Regions from separate parts of the Homo sapiens genome. Here region 2 is linked to region 1. The links are chromatin loops, found by intact Hi-C in ENCODE. Cell type or tissue: psoas muscle. All regions are shown on one strand.

What was found. Peaks named below come from ENCODE experiments on the same cell type or tissue, not always from the same donor. Only the 100,000 strongest peaks of a DNase experiment are listed, where the experiment ranks them.
Region 2: a loop joins it to region 1, with 10 times the contacts of the local background. A loop is called at or near these places in 105 of 110 quality-filtered maps.

Annotation. Positions count from the first base shown.
Region 1 is chr15:99,099,367-99,101,866 of GRCh38, forward strand. It overlaps SYNM-AS1 (SYNM antisense RNA 1), which reads right to left. Exons shown (of 3, transcript NR_187219.1): 2 at 1,357-1,485. Among named protein-coding and RNA genes, the nearest start is that of SYNM, 4.5 kb to the right of the region's middle. RefSeq lists an enhancer at 814-1,620. In psoas muscle, a CTCF peak has its summit at 1,369; a DNase peak (open chromatin) is centred at 1,385; H3K4me3 peaks cover 1,955 bases; H3K27ac peaks cover 1,739 bases.
Region 2 is chr15:99,212,147-99,214,646 of GRCh38, forward strand. All of the region lies in intron 8 of TTC23 (tetratricopeptide repeat domain 23), which reads right to left. Among named protein-coding and RNA genes, the nearest start is that of TTC23, 36 kb to the right of the region's middle. RefSeq lists a silencer at 1-44 and an enhancer at 2,124-2,500. In psoas muscle, a CTCF peak has its summit at 1,250 (motif pointing left); DNase peaks (open chromatin) are centred at 465 and 1,255; H3K27ac peaks cover 2,065 bases.

The sequences.
Region 1 (2,500 bases):
AGAACTGTTGAGGACTTACACAGTGCTAAGGCACCAGGGTGGGGGGCCCACCTGGTCCTCATGCCACCCATCAGTGCTGGCATCCACTAGCCTTCCAAGAGAGCCCTAGATCTTCATCCCTACAGGCAGAGGCTGGGACAGTGGACCACTTTGGATAGTTAACCAGCTTGTTCACTGCACAAACATATCCGGATGGGGTGATCAGTGGGACTGAAATCCCACCTGTGCTGTCCTTGCTGAGCTATGGAAGTGGGTGCAGGACAGCCTCCACCCTGAGGCAGGGCATCTCTTCCTTAGCACCAAGGAACCATCCACGGACCAGGTCATGCACCCAGTGGGCTCATCCATCTTCCCACAAAGGGTGCCTTTTCCCAATTTGCACAAAGGAACCTTAGAGACGGATGTGGCCCTGCTGGTGTGGCCCCATGCTGGTGGAGTGGCTCCCACAGGTCTGCGGTCCTCTGCCACTTCCAGGTGGTGCTCAGGCCCCTGGCCTCACTCAGGCTGGGGGAGATGGGGTGCAGGGCGAGGGCATGGAGGAAGGCTATCCTGGGCCATGCTGTGGCCCTTCCGCTCAGGCCCACAACTTCCCCAAGGCTACCTCTGGGAAGTAGGGCACAAGGGGCCCGTGGGATCGTTGCTTGGATCCCACAACATAACTGGGGTTTTGCTGTCTCCTGGGGCTCTGCCCAGGAAGGGGTGCAAATCTCCCTTCACTATGACCCAGGGCTGTGCTTCCATTCCACTCCATCACCCCTCCTTCAATATTTTCTTGCCTCTGCGGAAACCCAACGCTACTCAGCCTTCCTTCAGGATTTTCTCCCCAACTTTTTTCCAGCTAGAAGTCTTCCCCGAGTTCCTAAAATCTTGGATTTTGGAGACCAGTCAGGCCTTTTCTTTTCGTCTAGGGCATAGGCTTCCCTTCAGGCAGTGAGCAGAAGGAATGAGCTGGGGTAGGGGGAGAGGGAAGAGCAGATCTATTAATCGCCCCACCCCACAATAACTGCACATGCCTGGGAGCCCCGTGGAGCGCAGGCCACACCGTGCCAGGTCCTCCGAGTCGGGAAAGACTCGCTATTCCCGCTTCCCCAGCCCGGAGCAGGGGCTAATGGAAAAGGCTGCAGCCCCCGGCGCGCGCAGCCTCCTGCTTCTTGGACTTTGGTGAAATTGTGGCTGCGGGCCCGCGCTGCTTCCGATCCACGGCGCCGCTCAAGCGAAGGCTCAGGGGGTCCCCCGCCCGAGGCGGCCCCAGAGCCGCCCCTCTGGTCTCCATCCCGGAGCAGCGCCCTTCCACCCTCCTTGGGCGGCGCTGCCCCAGCGGCCGGGTGTTTTCACCGCCGACCGCGAGCTTCCTACCGTTCATCCATCCGCCGCAGGAAGGGGGCGCACGCGTCACTCGCTTCTCTCCAATCCGGCTACATCCCGGAGTTCGGTTTTCACTGGAAACGACACCACCGGGGGTTGATGGTCCCTAAGGTGTTCAGCCTGCGAAAGAGGGCTGTGGTTAAAAAGATAAAAATACACTAGTGCCTTACCGGGTCCTGAGCAATTTGTTTTGTATTAGGTCAATTCTAGAAAAAAAAATTTACAGGTCATTTTTTTTCATTCAAAGTAAAAACTGTTTTACTGAATCCCATGATCTATCTATCCAGATATCACCTGTGTAATCTAAGCTGGAAGACTATATATATATATTCTATTGAATAGAAAAATGTCAATAAGAAGTGAAGATTGCAGGACTTTTATTTTTGCCATTAAGCTATTAATAGAAATGCATAGTTGTTAATATGTTAGCAATGTGGCTTTCAAATTTTTATTGCAAAAAATAATAAAGTATACACTGCTCCTTATCATAAATTCCAAATAGCAAATTGATTCTGGCAGAATGGTTTTATCGATTTTTGCAGAACTCTGGTGTTCCTAGTGCATTTATGATTACAGTTGACAAATGAATGCAGCACCATGAATATTGATTGATATTTTTGTTTACCTTAGCAAGAAAGACAAAGGTGAAATAACTGAGAAATTTCATTTATTCTTCATCATGATGTAACTTCTTTTTAAATTTTTTTTGTATTTTTAAATTTTGTTAAGACAGGATCTCACTCTGCTACCCAGGCTGGAGTGCAACGGCTCAATCATGGCTCACCAAAACCTCGATCTCCTGGGCTCAAGGAATCCTCTCACTTCAGCCTCCCAAGTAGCTGGGATTACAGGTGCATGCCACCATGCCCAGTTAATTTTTGTATTTTTTGTAGAGAGGGGGTTTTGCCATGTCCAGGCTGGTCTCGAACTCCTGAGCTCAAGTGCTCTGCATGCCTTGGCCTCCCAAAGTCTTGGTATTACGAGTGTAAGCCACCACGCCCAGCTATGAAGCAACTTCTTTCCTGATCTGGATACAAGTTTCGAGACACCGGACAAACATTTCCTCACGTTTTTGTGCTGTTCACAATTCAATAGCTAGACACACAACATACCACTAAATTTAATCTGCACTATT
Region 2 (2,500 bases), 110 kb after region 1:
GACTTCAAGGACATGTCAAGCAGTCAGAGAGAGCTGGGGGAAAATCACATGTTCTGGAGCAATAGTCTCAATAGGTCATCATCATGCTGCATAGAAAGATAATTTAAAGAGGGATGTGTGTGTGTGTGTGTGTGTGTGTGTGTGTGCATGCATGTGCAATGGCATATGCCTGTATATACAAAGACAACTATTTCTCTCTGGGCATCTATCAATAACCAGGATAGAAAATAATTCTTAACACTGGGGATAAATTTGCCCCTTTTTGTAAGTGACTTTCTTTACCAGATTTAAAGAAATATAACTGTGCACATAAGAATACATGATTTGGATTCACTCTCCAAAGTTAACAAACCATTACTGTACGAAGTAGCACCGGAACAGAGGAGAGGAAGAAGGAGAGAAGTTTCAGGCCATAGTCAGGGATGGGAGGCATGGAGCATGAGTCACCCCGCGGCACTTATCTGTCAGCCCAGGGAGAAAGGCACTGGGCTGTTGCGATGGGCACCATAAAAGGACAGGCAGGGCAGGAAGATGATACACTAAAAGATATCCTTTTAAGAGGGACATAGGACTGAGTGCAGTGGTTCATGCCTGTAATTCTAACACTTTGGGAGGCCGAGACAGGAGGATCGCTTGAGCCCAGCCTGGGCAATATAGTAGTAAGACCCTGTCTCTACAAAAAAATAAAATTAGCTGGGTGCAGTGGCACGTGCCTGTAGTCCCAGCTAGTCAAGAGGCTGAGAGGGGAGGACTGCTTGAGCCCAGGAGGTCAAGGCTGCCGTGAGCTGTCACTGTGAAACTGTACTCCAGCCAGAGCAACAGAGTAAGACCCTATCTCAAAAAAAAAAAAAAAAAAAAAAGGGGGGGACATAAATCCAATGAGCGCTGCCTGAGAAATTATCTTGGCCTTCCACTTCCAAGACCTGGCAAAAGAAAAGGCCCTCATGGTTCAAGCTTACCTACAGAAGTGCATAAATCCAAAACACCTTGTTAATTTCTAAAGCAGATAAATTTGGACAAAATACATTTCAATAAGGAAATGAAGCAAAGTAATTGAATGAAAATTATACAGTTTAAACATGCACATTGTGGTGATTATATCAGGGTGAAGAATTAGGATGAAAAGAAGTAGCAAAGTTTGAAACAACTTGGCTAAACACAAAAGTAACTTTGTAGAATAGTCTGGAATATTAACTTAAATTCTTGTTGGCTATTCAGCCTAGATGTGTACAGGGCCCGCCATCTGCTGGCAAGGCTTGGTGTTGCTAATTTGGAAAGCACTCAGAGGAGGTGCCAGAGGATCATTTACTCTTTTTTATAGCAACACTGCTCAATGTTAAATACTGATATATTAGGTCTCAACAGATGCAACAAATATTATATCTTGGAGCTCTGAATTGTGTATTTCCTATCTTATAAGACAGAATACCTAATTTCTGGCAGGAAGGGATTCTGGACTGGTAAAGCCTTCCCAGTCACTAACAACCTTCTTCCTCCTCCAGTTATATAAATGGAATTGTACAGTATGATTCTTTTGCATCTGGCTTCTTTCACTACACATTGTGAGAGCCATTCATGCTGTTAAGCATAGGAGTAGTTTTAATCATTTTATTTATATTAACATCACATTTTTTCTGTTTTACTTTTGGTGAACATTTAGGCTGTTTCCAACTCTTGGCTATTACAAATAATGTAGCTTTGAATATTCTTGGCTATGTCTTTTGGTGAAAACATGCATGCATTTCTATTGGGTGTATAATTTAGTAGTGATACTGCTGGGTCAAAAGGTATGCAAATGTTTAAATTTAGGAGACAATGCCAAATAGTTTTCTAAAGTAGTTACACCAAATATATTTGAAACAATGGTATATGAGAGAGCATATCAGAGAATCACATCCTTCCAAATGTTTGCTATTAGTAGTCTTAAAATTTTTTTAGCCATTCTAGTGGGAATGTAAGAGTATCTTATTTATTTATTTATTTAAAGAGACAGAGTTTTGCTTTGTCATCCAGGCTGGAGTGCAGTGGTGTTGCACAGCTCACTGCAAACTCAAATTCCTGGGCTCAAGAGATCCTCCCGGCCGGGTGCGGTGGCTCACGCCTGTAATCCCAGCACTTTGGGAGGCCGAGGTGGGCACATCACAAGGTCAAGAGATCGAGACCATCCTGGCTAACACGGTGAAACACCGTCTCTACTAAAAAATACAAAAAATTAGCCAGGCGTGGTGGTGGGTGCCTGTAGTCCCCACTACTCGGGAGCTGAGGCAGGAGAATGGCGTGAACCCGGGAAGGTAGAACTTGCAGTGAGCCGAGATCGCGCCATTGCACTCCAGCCTGGGTGACAGAGTGAGACTGCATCTCAAAAAAAAAAAAAAAAAAAGAGATCCTCCCACCTCAGTCTCCTGAGTAGCTAGGACTATAGGTGAGCACCACCACACTTGGATAAATTAAAAAATATTTTTGTAGAGATGGGGGTCTCCCCATCTTGCCTAGGCTGGTC